Linked DNA regions of Mus musculus: region 2 is linked to region 1. Evidence: chromatin loops called from intact Hi-C (ENCODE). Cell type or tissue: left cerebral cortex. All regions are shown on one strand.

Region 1 (8,000 bases):
GGCTTTACCCCTTATTTCTTTATTTTAAACACACAGATATAAGAGTTTTTGTTAGACACTTCTTGTCTGAGAGTTTCTGTCATGGGCTGGAGAGATAGATGGCTTAGTGGTTAAGAGCACTGGCTGTTCTTCTAGAGGACCTGGGTTCAATTCCCAGCTCCTACATGGTAGTGTACAACTACCTATAACTCTGGGGATGTAACACCTTCACAAAGACATACAAGAAAACAAAATACACACCAATGAACAAGAGAGAGAGAGAGAGAGAGAGAGAGAGAGAGAGAGAGAGAGAGAGAGAGAGAGAATGAGAGAGAGAGAGAGAGTTAGTTTTCAGTCTGGAAGTTTCTGTCAATTCTATTTCCTGAGCATAGAATGTGCTCTTTGATGAGTTAAAACTCTGCCTACATAGCTTTAGTGAGGTAGATGGAAGTTGGTTCTTTCCTTGAACAGAAGTTTAAGAGAAGTCTAAGTTTGTAGCTGGCATTGGCCCAAGAATTATAAAGGCACACACTTCTGTTGTTGATCAACACCCAAGAATTGGCCTCAGCTGCCAGGTTCCAAAGACTCATGGTTCCACTTCTCCAAGACAGCAATCGCTTCCTCTAAGAACAGGACTAAGAAGGGAAGTAGTTATGCCATTATCGAGATGCTCCAGGGCAAGGGTGTGCTTGGAAACACAGAACAGTGAGAATCCACTTGAGTTAGCAAGCTCTGTGCATACTTGTGGAAGGAGAAAGAAGTGCCCTAGACTGCTGTGGTAGCAAAGAGGTCAGCTCAGAGCTTTGGAATTTTCCAAAATTCCACTGGACTCCTCCGCTCCTGGAAGAGACAGGTAGAGAGCACGGAGACCAGAAGGGAGAGGCTGAGTAAGCCCCTACTTCCTCATTCCCTAAAGACCAATCAGTTTAAAGGGCGCACTGTTCCACCAAATCATATTGTGATATGCTGATGCTCTATTCCGCCCCTGGAAAACAAATAAAAACTCTCCAAACAGGCCTCTGGGGGTGGCAGCCTTTCCTTAGGGCCTGGGATAACCCCAGTGCACTAGAACAATAAATTCCTCTTGCTTTTTGCATCGATTCTGCATGGTTAATTCAGGGGGTCCCCGGTAAGCTTTACAGTAGTTTGAATGTGGTTGACTCAATGGAAGTGGCACTATTAGGAGGTGTGGCGTTATTGGAGTGGCTTTTGCGTAGTAAGTGTGTCACTGTGTGAGTGAGGGGTCTTTGAGATCTCTATGCTCAAGTTCTATCCAGTATGGAAAGAGAGGTTCCTCCTGGCTGTCTGTAGAAGAGAGTTTCCTTCTGGCTGCCTTTGCATCAAGATGTAGAACACTCAGCTCCTTCTCCAGCACCATGTCTGCCTGGACACTGCCATGCTTTCTGCCATAATGATAATGGACTGAACCTCTGAAGCTGTAAGCCAGCCCAATTAAAGGTTCTCCCCTATGAAAGTTGCCTTGCTCATGGTGTCTCTTCACAGCAATAAAGCCCAAACTAAGACAACTACCTACCTATGATGCTTTCAACAAACATGGTTCTTGGCTCCACAGTGCAATCAACCAATGAGCAGGTGTCCCTGCAGAGTGTAGAGGTTGCAGGTGCAAGTTTGTACCTCTGTCTAATCTTTGGGACTATTTCTTTCTTCTTCCATTCTTCCTTTCAGGATAGACACCGTGGTTTTATTTTTATCCTGACAGCTTTCAGAGCTCACATCCACCTCCAGAGCTTAGTCACATATGTCAAGTCTAGCTGCAAGTGAGGCTGAAAAATTCTTTTTTTTTTTTTTTATGGTGGACATAGTAGGACTCCACAAAGATGTTCATTATCTTGTCCCTGAAGGTCATGACAAAGATACTTTCCAGATGAGGTTAAATTAGGTATTTCAAGAGAAGGGATTTACCCTGCTTTATCTGGGGGGGGGGGGCAATGCATGTGTGAGGGTCCTTCAGAAAGGGATAAAGGAGAGAGGTGAGAGAATGGCTGAAGATGCTTTGTTACTGGTTTTGAAGATGGGGGAGAGGGTAGTAGCCAAAGAGGAAGGTGGCCTCTAGACAAAGCAAGAACACAGAGGGTCTCCTCTAGCCTCCAGAAGACCCTTGTTTATTTCCAGCTTCTCAAAGTATAAAGCAGTAAATTGTGTTGATTTAAGACACTAACTTTGTGTGGTTTGTCACAGCAGCAGCAGGTAACAAATGCATTTATTCTGATTTGTTATTGCTTTTGTTATTCTGCTGCTATGAAAAACTGAACACAATAGACATGAGGAGATAACTAGCATTCCCTATGTTTTAAAATTATTATTGCTGCTATTAATTATTAAATATGTATAGATGTTCTGCCTGAATATGTGTCTGTGTACCATGTCCATGCCTCGGGCCCACAGAGGCCAGAAGACAATGTGAGATGATTTCCCAGAGCTATAGATTGTTGTGAGTCACCATGTGAGTGCTGAGACTTGAACCCAGGTCCTCTGAAGGTGCAGCCAGTGCTTTTAACACCTGAGTCATTCTTCAGCATCTGACACATTTCATTAATTTACTTTGATAGTGGTTTTTATTAATACTTCTAAAGATCACCTCTGCTTTTTCAAATTGCCTGCAAACATTGAACTGAACCCACTGCCGTGGTCTATCTGAATTGAGTTCACCACCCAACTCGATACCTGTAATTATAAGTATCCCTTTCGTTTTTCGTTAAGGGCTTCTATGATTGTCCCTTATATATCAGATATAACAAGATAGCCTTCATCCGTCTGACCTGAGAATTCTTGCTGTGGTGGTTTGAATAAGAATGGCTCCTACAGGCTCATGTATTTGAACGCTTAGTCATCAGGAAGTGGCACTACTTGAGAAGGTTTAGGAGGTGTGGCCTTGTTGGAGGAAGTATGTTTCTAGGGTTGGCTTTTGAGGTTTCAAAACTCAAGCAAGGCCTAGTGTGTGTCTCTCTTCCTGTTTCCTGTCTCTCTCTTCCTGTTTTCCATCTCTCTCTTCCTGTTTCCTGTGGGTCCAGAAGTAAAATTTTCAACTGCATCTGCAGCACCATGTCTACCTGCATGCCTCCATGCTCCCCATCGTGACAACAATGGACTAAACTTCTGAAACTGTTAGCCAGCCTTCATTAAATGCTTTCTTTTGTAAGAGCTGCCATGGTCATGGTGTCTCTTTACAGTAATAGAACACTGACTAAGACGCTCGTGGTACCCAGGATTCGGCATATCACAGTCCCTTCACCTATCTTGGAATTGCTATAATCACCTATGCATGAACATTCACCCTGTTCAATGGGAAGCCCATTCTCCCTGAGCCAGAACTCTGAAACAACAGAGAGGCTGAGAAGTCCCATTTTCCTTAGGTCATACCCCTCAGCGGTAGTCTGTCAGCCTCCAGCAACAAAGCTCAAAGGCTCTGACTTAAGCTAACCTTGGTAATAATGATCACCTCCACCAGGGCTCACAGCTTCAAAAGCCATAGCTGTTCTCTTCAGAAAGCTTTGAGATTCCAGTTTCTCCACAGGCTTCATAGCAATGGCCTAATTGCCTTTCAGGAAAAATAAAATGCCCACATTTCTGAGCCTCCACCCCAAGGCCCCTAGGCCTTTGCTGTTCACTCCAGCAATGTTTGGGATTGCTAGTTACCAGATCTGATATATCTTCTCCAAGCTGTTTGCTTCCAGAGAAACAGCCCAAGGGACGACAGCCAGGGTAATGGGGAAATGAAACCATCCTAAAGCTTTCAAGTTTCCGAAAGATGAGCACATTTTCTTCTATGTTGTTCCCCTCACCTGCTCCTTGTCCTCACTGCCAACACTCCCTCTGGCCCAGATTTGTTGGCAGTCCAGGCAGGAGCCGACTGCCTACCAGGCATCCTCATTAAAATGCACTGTTCTTGCTAATTACGAGCCAAGATTCTCCCACGGTGGGCCTGGTCTGGGCACTGCCATTATCTTCATAAATAGGCTCTTTACTTTGCAAACGCTGCTGTCACAGTCAGGCATTCTCAACCTGGCAAGGGCTCTGTGCATTCTTGAGTGGTGGAGGGAATGTGTCAGCAAGAGAAGGCAGAGGTATTCATGCCAAAGCAAGGCTCTGTCCTGAGTTCACCCCACTCAGTCTGGGCAGCAGGCAGCCAACACAATGGTTGAATCCGAGACTCCAGCCATGGCGGGCAGCAGCATATGGACCAGATCTTCTGGAAAAATTTATTTCCCATCATTTTCATCTTTACAGCAAAGGCAACCTAGTCAATGTAAAAAAAAAAAAATGTTTTTGAGAGCTCTGTTTTTTTTTTTAAAAAGAATGTTCCCACCCTACCCTCCCCCCCAAATTCACAAACTGGATGGCGGTGTAGGGGTGTGTTTGTGTGTGTGTGTGTGTGTGTGTGTGTGTGTGTGTGTGTGTAGGGGGGACAGATGAGTGCTTGGTCTCCCAAATATGCCATATGCAAGCTTGTCTATGAGAATTTGTTTATGTATTTAACTTCCTTTGCCTACAAAGCTCTGTGTACAGTTTTCTGTTTAGTGCTCAGCCGCCTTTTCCAGTGCTAGCTCTGTCTGAATACAGTCTGCTCTGATCCCTTCACATATGCCACCCCTTTTCTGCACCATCAGGGTGGTTCTATGTCATTTCTTAAGTAGTGCCTACTGTATAATTCTGGCTTTGTCCCCATAGCACACCTGTCACATGTAGCACACCTATGGTCTCTAATCCTTAACAATGGACCTTCAATCTCATTTTGTAATGAGAACACTGAAGCTCAGGGATGCCCCTCCCCCATCCTTCTTCTTAGCCAGGAGCAAAGTGAGGCTTGAAACCTTTAGCTGGTTGTTCATGGTAAGCCTTCGACCCTTCGACCCTATACTAGGTTACAGAGTGCTGGGGGGAGATTCTGCTCTTAGGTGCTCAGTAGAAATGAGTCAAAGAACCAGCCCCACACCATAGCCTAATTAGCTCCCTAAGACATGCTGTCAAGAAGAGCTGTATGAGAAGATAGCTCAAAGTGTCAGGGCAGAGAACATGCCTTTTTGCAAATTCACAGCTCATGAAATTTACTATTAAAAGGGCCACAGGGCCGGGAAGGTTACCGGCCTTCCCTCTAACATTGGTGCAATAATGAAGCACTCCTCAGACTCTGAGGTGCAGAGGCACTGTGGCAGGATCCTGTTAAAGTGCAGGGGGGGTGTAATGCAGGGCTGGGGCTACTCTGAGCAGCCAGACAAGAAGAGACTGCTGACAGACCATGTAAGAGCACGTGGGATCCATAGAAGCAGGAGGCTGTGAGGGTGTGAAGCCAGGTAGGGCTGGGAGTGAGAGAAAAGAGGGAAAATGTCACTGTGTGTCTATCACTCGTTGACCTATGTCTCCCCTTATCTCAGACCCTTTGCCTGGAAACCCCTTCCAATTTCTTTGCCTCGGCCCCACCCCCAAACTTTCATTTGTCCTTGAAAACAACTTAGAGGTCATTTCTAGTAAGCTTTGCCACTCATTGAGACTCAGCTGAGTTTCTTCTCTCACCTCTGGATAATGGTTGGCTCACATCTTAGGTTCTGTCTGCCTCCACCCCCACCCCCAACCAGGACTGTGCATCCCTTGAGGTCAGAGACTACAAATTAATGAAGTGGTACGAAATGGGTGTTTTTGAATACGCGGAGCTTACCACAGGGACTGAAAGGGATCATGTAGAGGAAGCCAAGCTTTCCTCTCCCCACCCCTAGGGCTCAGAATTAACTTGAATAAAATGGATGCCCAGGAGAAAGGCATACAAATGTTATTAGCACAAGTCAGGCGTGACACAGAGTCTTCATAAAGAAAAGAAGACTCCCAAAGACCTGGGGTGGAAATCTTACAGACGGATGGGACAAGGAGGGGAAAAACCAACAACATAGCAACAGACAAGAAGAGGCATCAGTAGCAGCACTAGAGACAGGGCAGGAAGAGGGGACAGGGAAGAAGGGATGGACTGATACCCAGACTGGGAAAATGCCATTTCAGATATATCCATGAAGCACAGCATCAGAAAACAGCATGCATTGAGGTATGGAATAGATAGACATCTAGTCTCTCTCATACATCTGACCTTATGACAGGTCAAGTAAAACGGCTCGGTCAAATGTCTAGAGCATCAGGCCCTAATGGGTCAGCCCCGGCCCAAAGCAGGAGAGAGGGAGAGAGGGAGAGAGGGAGAGAGGGAGAGAGGGAGAGAGGGAGAGAGGGAGAGAGGGAGAGAGGGAGAGAGGGAGAGAGGGAGAGAGGGAGAATCACCATTATTCATCTGATTGGCTAGATCTAGTTCACAGTCCCACCCAGAGTCAAGAGGTGGAGAAACAGGTCTATGCCTTGGTGAGAGAAGGACCACAAGCCAAAGGAGAGAAGACAGTTACAAAGTGTGGCTACAGGGATCAGGGACTGTGAAATCAACTTCATCAACTTACATTGCAAGGGACTGTGGCAGGCACTAGGTTCCTCTCAGGATAGATCTGACTGGAGGGCTGTCATTCTCAGGAGGTGCCTGGGCTGCAAAGTGTGACCACTCCTCATTCTTGGCTCACCAGCCACCTCAGGCAGATGTCTCCCCAGACAGGCTTCCCAGCTGTTTGCTCCAGCTGTGCAACTGATGTGTGTCCTTGCAATTCAGACCATACCTAAAAATAGGGTGAGTGAGTTATGACCAGAGAGAGAAATCTGTTAATAAAAGATAACTAAACGAATAAAAAATAAGTTTGAGTTTAGCTTTGTTCAGACTACCAAGTTTTCCCTCAGTCTGTCTAAACCCTTGAGTTGTTCATGAATGTAATATTTTCTTTTTGTCTTCCTTCTTTTAACTTTTATTTTCTGAAATAGGGCCTTGTGCAGCCCAAGGTAATAACTCCTGCTCCCCCAGTCTATCACAGATGTGAGCCACTGCCCCCAGTTTGTATTTTCCATCTAATGGTTTGAATAGGTTATTCATTAAATTCAGCTTAAAAGACTATCTGTAAATCTTTCCTCTTCCCCAGTGAGTTAGTCCATCTCAGAGGCAAATGTTATTTTAAATCAGTCTTCCAAAAATGAAGAGAAGATTTGATATAAACAAATACATATGCTTTGTCATTGACAGTATATTTTGATTTTACTTTTTCAATTACCATTATTTCAATAAAACATTTTCCAAACTAAAGCATAAAAACTGTTCTCATTCTAGTTTAGGGCATCATGATTTTCCATTGTGTGAGTGCATGAAAGTGCCTGTGGTCACTCCCTGCTGGCAGCCATGGAGTGTATGTCCCTTCTCTTGGTGATATATATATATATATATATATATATATAAAATTAGATCCAACGAGATCTGCAGGAAGACACTTTCAGAATCCAAGTTTGGAATTGATGAATGGTTTGATGGCAGTGACTGCTCTATTTGTCTTCTGATTGGAGTCTTTGTCTTAGTTGTACTTGTGAAGCACACACACACACACACACACACACACACACACAAAAGATAGCCAATAAGACAGCTCAGAAAATAAAGGGACTTGCATCCAAGAATGATAGTCCTAGTTAAATTCCCAGGTCCCATGTGGTGGAAGAAGAGAATGGGCTCTGGAGTTTTGTTCTCAGACTTCTACAAGAGCACTGTGGTATGAATGCACACATACACAAACACACACACACAAAGTAAAAATGCAATTAAAAAAGAGAGAGAGAGAGAGAGACACCACAGAAAATTTCATGAGATACTTGGCATGTGCCTGGTATTTGGGAACTATATGTTTTAACCTGTAGAGGAAGCCATATGAGAGAGCAGGGTCCTGGGAGGAAACAGATGGCCAAGATTCAAAATAGAAGCCAGTCTGGGAATGCAGCCCAGGGCTGGAGTGTGTGTTTAGCATGCACAAGGCCTTCTCCACAAACCCCCAGCACCCACCCTGAGTTTACAAGGCTGGTGAGCACCATTTGGGCAAGCCAGCTCATTGTAGCGTCTCCTCATGCATGGCTGCGGTTCCACACTAGGTGCCTCTGCTCTGCTC
Region 2 (8,000 bases), 100 kb before region 1:
CCACCACTACACAGGCCAAGGCAGGAAGGCTAAACCTAGGCTGGGCTACATGGTGAGATGTGGCTCAGTAGGACAGTGCTGGCCAAACATACATGAAGCCTTGACTTCCATCTTTGTCTTCCCCCTCCTTCCCGTGTCCCCTTAACACACAAAGAAAAATCAAAGGCAAGAAAGAAGAAGTCTCAGCGTAAACTATCCAAGGGTAAGTACAAGTATTAGAATCAGCAAACCAAAATCAGGTACCACAAATACGGTTAAAGAACAAAAGAATATTAAATAATGGCTCAGCAGACATGACAAATAGCAGACCCACCTATCACCCAACACTTGGAGAGTGAGGTAGGAGGATTACAAGTTTGCCATGAGCCTGGGCTATGTATAGAGATCTTGTCTCAGAAAAGAATTTTTTTAAAGGCAGGTCATGACTTAGGTAAATGACTTGCCTGGCCTGTAGAAAGCCCTGGGTTCCATTTTTACCATATGGGCCTACTACATTCGTGCATCTGAAGGAGTCACTTGCCTGTTGCTGTGATAAAATACTGTGTCTCAGGTAGGTCCCCAGCCTATGGGTAGGATGGGGGTCCCCATACCTTCTCTCCCATTTAACCCTTTATGGTTATGTCGCAGAGCATGCTTCACTACCTCCTACACTTCTCAATGTGATCAACCTGGCAGGACTATACATACACCCTTCCAGAATTTAAAAAATGTACTTATCTGGGTTTTTTGTTATTTGGATTTTTTTTTTTAATTGTGTGGTTCCAAGGCAGCATATGTTCAACTCTGCTTCATACCTGCCACTGGGTCTAACATCAGTGACCATCAAAGCAGACACGACCCCAGAAGTAATAGAAACTCCACAGGTTCTCCTTTGTGCCTCTTGCTAGACCACAGAGGGACAAACAGACAGACAGACAGACAGCCCCCGCTATTGTACCTTCAACTGTTGGACATGAGATCCAGCTGAGAAAAGGAACAACAGCCACCCGCTTCTGGCCCCACTCAGGCAAAGGCAAGAGCAAGCCAGGGCATCACCAAAGTGTGTGAGAACTGAAAACTTAAAGGCGCGCATTAATTCCAAGCCAACAACTTCAAAGAAAAAAGGCCCATAGCCACTGGGGAGCCAGAGATAAGATTGCAGGCTGAAAAAGGACTCAGGGTTATCCGATTTGGGTCACAAAGCATCAGAGCTAAGGCCTGGTTTCCACTTCTGCCTGCTCTCAATTACTCTACTCATTTCCAAGGTAACTGATGGAGGGTATGTTCCTGAGCTACTCTGAAAGCATGTATGTACGCGTGTATGCATGCATGTATGTATGCACATGTATAGGTCTATATACATGTGTGTATATACACATATATGGGTATGTATATTTTATGTGTATACACTTACACATACACACACACATACGTACGGGTGTATATGAGAAAGGCAGACAAAGCAAGAAAGGGATGACCTAGGAGTTAATATAATCAGAAAAAAATGGCCACAAATCAGTGGTTTTAAAAATCATTTCTGGGGGCTGGAAAGATGACCTTGAGATTAAGAGTGTACACGGCTCTTGCAGAGAACAGAGGTTCAATTCCCAGCACCCATGTCAGGCAGCAGCTCACCACTACCCAGAGCTCTAGCTCCAGGGGAGCACTCATATGCATACCCACACGCAGACACACATAAATAAAAAATTTTAAATGACTTTTAAAGACAAAACATTTTGCGGGCCAGTGAGGTAACTCAGGAGTGGAGGTGCTTTTGGCCAAGTCTGATGCATGGAGTTCCATCCCCAGGATGAAATGGTTGAAGGAGAAAACCAACTCCCACAGGCCGCCCTTTGACCTCCACATACATGCCCCCATAGAACACATAACCACATAGTCTCACACACACACACACACACACACACACACACACACACACACACACACACGCACGCACGCGCGTGCGCGTGCTAAATAAGAAACAAATATAATGCAACTTTTAATAAACTAAGAAAACACATTTTTGCAAGGTACATCCTGGGGACTGTCTGTAGCTTTTGGCCATCTCTACTCTTTCTCCAGCCCTCCTCGCTCGTTGCTTCCCCTGGTTGTGAGGACCCTAGGATTCTATCAATGAGGCTGATCTGCCTCTGCCCACCTGCTACCAACTGTAGGAATCAATGAACGAGAATCTGAAGAGAAACACTCTTCCCGGCTTCAGTCCCTCAGTTAACAGTGACAGAAAGCATTGACAACCTCCCGAGTACCAGAGGCTTTCCACGGTCAGTAAGCAGGAGCAAGGATCCAAGGTGCCCTTGGCAGAGCAGGCTCAGTCCCTTGGAACGAGGTCACAGAGTCCTGCTCGGTAACCTGCTCTGGTTTGAGGCCTCCAGTGTCAGCATCTGGCTCTTGCACATCAAAACCTCCTCAAGGCTGAGCATTAAGCGACTTACTGACAGCTGGACGCTTAATTACTCCTTTTCTTTGAATATTAGCTTCCACTCGGGAGTGACAACACATCCTATGAGCCATGTAAATGAAAGCGTCCAGAAATCTCAGAGAGATGAGTCTAAATGGGAAGGAAACCAGGTAGTGGGATTTAAAGGAACATGAGCCTTCAAGCACCATGGCTCCTGTCCATATTCTTTTTACTGAGAGTACAAAGAAGGTTGTTTTTAGGAGCTGAGGAGCTAGCTCAGTTGGTGAGACATTTACTGGGCAAGCATGAGGTCCTGAGTTCAATCCCCAGGCCCCATTGGGGGTGAGGAACCAGACACAGTGGTTCTGGGGAAGCTGGGATGGAAGGTTCCCTGGAGCTGACTGACCAGCAAGCCTCTAACTGAACTGCAGTGGAGAGAGAGAGAGAGAAAAAAACCAACAAACAAAAACAAACAACAACAAAACCACTTGAGGTCAACCTTTGTTGACACCACACAAATGCCCACACACACATGCTAACACATACACACTCAACCACACACACCTAAAGTGAGATCTGTCTTTGTCTGGGATGCTTGGCTACAGGGAGACAAGCAGCTTTCTAGATTTTTTTTTTCCTGATCGATACTTTGATTGCCTGCTCTAAATTTCTCCACTCTGGCCTTCTACCTTCTTCAGGTATGTTCACTGACAACCAGGATCCTTCAGCCAAGCTACGGCAAGTCTATCATCCAGCTGACGTCATACAAACTCGTCCAGGTGGGTGCGGGAGCCGCGCACTGCTGAGCGTCCTCAACTTACCACCACCTTTGTAGCAAACATATACTTGTCGCGAAGCTGAAAGTCTCTCACTTCCTCCAGGATCACTTCCTGGTTTTCCCGGGACTGGAAGAAGTCTGTACTGCGGAGCACTGTGGAGAACCCAAAGGGTTCATGTCGCTCAATGTAGATAGCGTTTGGCTGATCATAGGGGTCGATTCCCCTGGAAAGAAGAAGCAACTGTTACCATTTCCTAGTTAATCACTAAAGCACAGACATTTCCCTGGGAGGACAACCGTGCAGGATCGGCGTAGTGCCAGCTACAAATGGCACTCTGCCTCAAGCATGTGCCTTTGGTTGTTCCTTAGTGAGGGACAGAAATTGGGGATCTGCCACTTATCAAGCGTTTTACTCTGCTGTGGCTGTTTCCAAGACATCCTGGGATTTGTGCGCAGCCATCTCTGGCCCTGTTGCAAAAGAACGGAAAAAGCAAAAGGCAAAAGGTAGGGAGGCTCTGAAGAAATAAGCATCATCGGGCTCCTGGAGGCAAGAAGCAAGTTCCTAGTGCCAAGCTCGGAACCTTGCCCGGAGAGGCATTTTTGCCAGGTGCCACAGACTCGATGGTACAGTAGCACACGGGCCACATGAGAACCCTCAGAGCCCAGTGGCCTGTCTTTCAGGTGTTTCCTTGCCTGTTCCTTGCAGACATCACTAATCCATGCCATCTGGAGTCGTCTTACCAGTACATCTCGTCTCTCTCGAGGCACCTGCTCAGCTGTCACGCAAGGCATCCTTCAGAGAGGGCAGGCACCCTCGTCCTCCTCATGCTTCGGTGGATACCTCTGTGTAGAGGCACCCTTTGTACAAACTCAATCCTCCCACCTAAATCCTCTCCTCTGAGACCAAGTTCAAATCACCGTCCTCCAAGCATCCTTCCCAGTGCTCCTCTTTCTCCTCCCAGTGTTAGCCACTCACTCACTCGGAACATGCACTAGCAAGGCTTTTGTGGGGGAGTTTTTAACTCAACATAAGGGATGAAAGTACTGAGGCTGGGTGAATTCTGGAGTCAGTCTCATTGTGCTATAGTGGGGCCTCTTACCCACCGAGTCACATGGTTTTGGGCAAGCTCCGTGGGCATGTCACATGGCCTGGGGACAATGAGATAACAGGATCCCTGGCTAAAGAGATGCTCACTGTATTCGATGCCTGGCCCACTACTATACATACCAACCCCAACTGTAACTTAGGAGTAAGGTCAAAGTCCAGTGGAGAAGCTCTAAGCTAGTGCCCTCAAGTAAAGCACCAACCAGAACCTGGGAAGGCCACTGATGTGCCCAGGATTCCTCACACTCACAAAACCTGCCAAAGCTGGTGAGCCAGCAAATGGAAAACTAACTGGGAAGTCAAGGAAAGAACTCCAGAGTAGCCATGCGGAGACGACTTGGGCACTGAGCTGAGGGTGGCATTTCTGCAGCTGCCTGTACACAGTTCCACAATACCCTGGGGGCACTTAGCATATTGGAGGTGAGGGTCATTTCCAATTCCTCCTGAGATGGACCATCAAGGCCATGTTCGTCAAAGAAAACAGATTCTTTTAAAAGGAAGAAATAGAACCGGGGACGTGGTACAGCCATTAAAGCAAGTGGCTGTTGTACCGTGTGACAGGCAGTGTGTGGTGTCCTCCAATCCTAGCACCGGGGAGATGGGAACGGAGTCTAGCCAGTGAGTGCCAAGTTCAATCAAAGACCCTATCCCAGAAACATAAGATAGAGACTGATACACATTAGATAGAGGAAGATGCACATCAACCTCTGGCCTACACGCACACACATGTGAACACACAAATGTGAACACATACACACATGTGAACACGCACACAAGAAGATGACAAGAGATAAAAGGAGAGAGTCTCATTTCACACTAGCAGAAGACTTGATGTTGGCCCTACAATCTGGACTCTGAGCAGAGTGATAGAGAAGCCAGCAGCCTGGTCCCAGCGTGGGAGAAATCCATTCTTCCCGATCAGATGCTAGTGTGGGGGCGGCTGGTGACATGTTCTCTTCTCCACAATTAGAAGTACTGATTAAAGTACTTCCTCTAGCCTGGAGGATATGCAAATGACAAGGAGGCTGGTGGGTATTTTTAAAAAGCAGAGAGGAAGGAACCCTTCTTGACATATTTTGAGATGAACTCATTTCTATTATCCCTTGCTCTAGCCAAAAGAGGAAGCCAAGGTCTAGAGACAGAAGCCTTATACCTCTAATCCCAGCTCTCTCCTCTCGTCCATATTTGGACATCCTAATTCTGGGGTTGGTTCAACCTACAGATTCCTATACTCTGGCATCTCCTTGCCTCCTGCTTCTCTCTGGATCTTAGATACTTTTCATTCTGTCTTCCATAAAGAAATCCCATCCATTGGCTATTTCTAAGCATAGTTTCACACGAGGCCCCACTGCCTCACCCATAGCCCCATAGGGAAGCTGCACAGGACACCCTTGCATGGGCTGCCCTGTTACAGGTCTTCCCCTATCCTATCTGCACATACATTTACTAGCTTTCTCGGCCCCGGCCCCTTCCTCCTTGCCTGTTGTTCCAAGGCTGACAAGCATGGTGAATGAAACCTGTGTTAATTCTTTGAAAGATCGGCTTGCACTGTTTCTTATGTTGAAAGACATTTATGAAGAAATCCCCCCAGCCACCATAAATCTCAATACTAGACTTCCAAGGATCTGAAATAAAGTGAGCCAAACCCTTTAACACACCTGTGAGCCTGCAGAAGTTAGAGAGCAAAGGCCTAAGCTAAATACTCCTGCATTTGGTTACACTGCTGGCTCGACCTCTCAATATGCTGCTCATTAAAATGATAAATTTGGGGATGGTAGAGATGGCTCCGTGGTTAAGAGTTCTGGCTGCTCTCAGAGAGGACCAGGGTCCAGTTCCCAGAACACACGTGGTGGCTCACAACCATCTAACTCCAGTGATCCAATGCTCTCTTCTGACTCTGTACGCACCAGGCACACTTGGGATCCATACATATACATGCAGGTAAAACACTCATGCATATAAACCTAAAATTGTTTTCAATCAATTTCTCCCCAGAAGGCAAGAGAAATTTACGGGACTCCTGGATGGAGGCAGTTCTTTCCTGACAGCATCGTTATAATTTTCCTAAAATACCCACAGCCTCTGCCCAAGGAAAATAACCAAGGGATCAGGGAAGCTGCCTGCTCTGAGAGCAAAGTCCTTGTGACTTGGAAGATGCTTAGCTATCATCTTTCTTCACCATCCTTAGTTACTAAGGGAATAATATCGACTCGAAAACATTCAGTTCAAACAAGCAGCCAAAATAAACACGGGCAGAAACTACATCCTCTTTATCCACTATAGTCAATGTAGACTAAAACTAAATATAAATCTCAGAAGTCAAATAATAACTGACAAACAAAAGCACATATATAACCTCTCTCATATGATACCTAAAGAGCCTAATCTCAATATATAAAGAGTTCTCAGAAATCAATAAGAAGAGTAATAATCAGAGAAGGGGCAAGAGACATTAGCAGAAATGCCCCAAAAGAAGAACATTTTGTTTTGTTCTTTTTATTTGATTGATGGATGGATGGATTGATTGATTGATTGATTTATATGGGACTTCTCTGTGTAGCCATCATAGTTGTCATGGAACTTGCTAAGAAGAACATTTTTTTTAAATTCATGCTTGATTAGGAGTTCATGATTCTTACCAAATACATAAAGAGTTCAAAGCTATCCAGTATTACATGAGGCCTATCTTATAGGAGGCAGGTAGTGTTCTTAAGCAAAGACATTCAAACTCATTCATAATGAGAAAAATGCAAATTAAAGCTAAATGAGACACTGTGCCCTTAGCTGTAGATAAAGACGCTATTCTATTCTACTAAGATGAAAGTAAATTTGACAATGTCCATGGAACATTTGGCAATGTCTACCCAAGTTACAATTTCCCTGGGGACTCAGCAGTGCACGAGACTACCAAAATCTCATCCCTGCGATACTTTCGCCCTATTGAAGGCAAACAGTTAATAAGCCATACAACTGTATGCTAGAGCAAAATAAAGGATTACACACAAAAAGGGTACCATGTAGCTGAACCAGCAGAGCAATACTTGTAATTCTAAGTAGAATCTTCAGAAAGTTCCCTACAGAAAAACAGCTATCACTTAAAAGACAGTAGACCGGGGTGTTGGGAGAGTGGGGAGAAAGGCAGAACCTGTGTGAGGCTCGCATCGTGAGCACGTCCCCAAGCCTGGGGAGGACCTGCAGAAATTAAAAGTAGCACTGCCATATGACTGTGCAGTCTGGATATAAACCCCACCGGAAATGAACTCACTGCCCCTGAGGTCCGCACCCCCATGTGTACTGCGGCACGATTCTCGAGCTGAGATAGCTAAAGTGTTGATTAACAGACAGAGAAATGCAAGAAGAGACTGTGGCATATAGACACAGTGGGATATTAGTCCATCTTTAAATGAAGCTGCTGCGTGACGATGCGGAGAGACCTAGAAGATATTATGTTAAGTCAAACAGGCCAGACACACGAAAAAGCGTAGTATGCTCTCACTTCCTTTTAAAAATGTAAAAACTCACATGGGGGTGGAGACGGGAGAGGAAAGTAGGAGGAAATAAAAGTAGAAGCCATGGAGGAGAAAGAAGTCAAGAGAGCCAATACACAGAGGACTGGACCTCACAATCATAGCTGGTGTTTGGGATTTTTGCTAAATGAACGGATCGCAGCTGCTCTTGCTACACGCAAAAGGACAGCCAGGTGTGACCAGACATATAAT

Evidence for each region. A loop is a pair of places that touch in the nucleus more often than their neighbours do. Peaks named below come from ENCODE experiments on the same cell type or tissue, not always from the same donor. Only the 100,000 strongest peaks of a DNase experiment are listed, where the experiment ranks them.
Region 2: a loop joins it to region 1, with 7 times the contacts of the local background. A loop is called at or near these places in 2 of 42 quality-filtered maps.

What each region holds. Positions count from the first base shown.
Region 1 is chr9:42,179,698-42,187,697 of GRCm38, forward strand. 4930546K05Rik (RIKEN cDNA 4930546K05 gene) reads right to left here. Exons shown (of 7, transcript NR_040754.1): 6 at 6,429-6,638; 7 at 2,541-4,237. Among named protein-coding and RNA genes, the nearest start is that of Gm36390, 8.2 kb to the right of the region's middle. In left cerebral cortex, no CTCF peak of the experiment used is centred here; DNase peaks (open chromatin) are centred at 518, 1,647, 3,941, 4,539 and 2 more places; H3K27ac peaks cover 2,237 bases.
Region 2 is chr9:42,078,569-42,086,568 of GRCm38, forward strand. Sorl1 (sortilin-related receptor, LDLR class A repeats-containing) reads right to left here. Exons shown (of 48, transcript NM_011436.4): 6 at 3,220-3,400. Among named protein-coding and RNA genes, the nearest start is that of Sorl1, 42 kb to the right of the region's middle. In left cerebral cortex, no CTCF peak of the experiment used is centred here; DNase peaks (open chromatin) are centred at 4,149, 5,244 and 7,690; H3K27ac peaks cover 3,736 bases.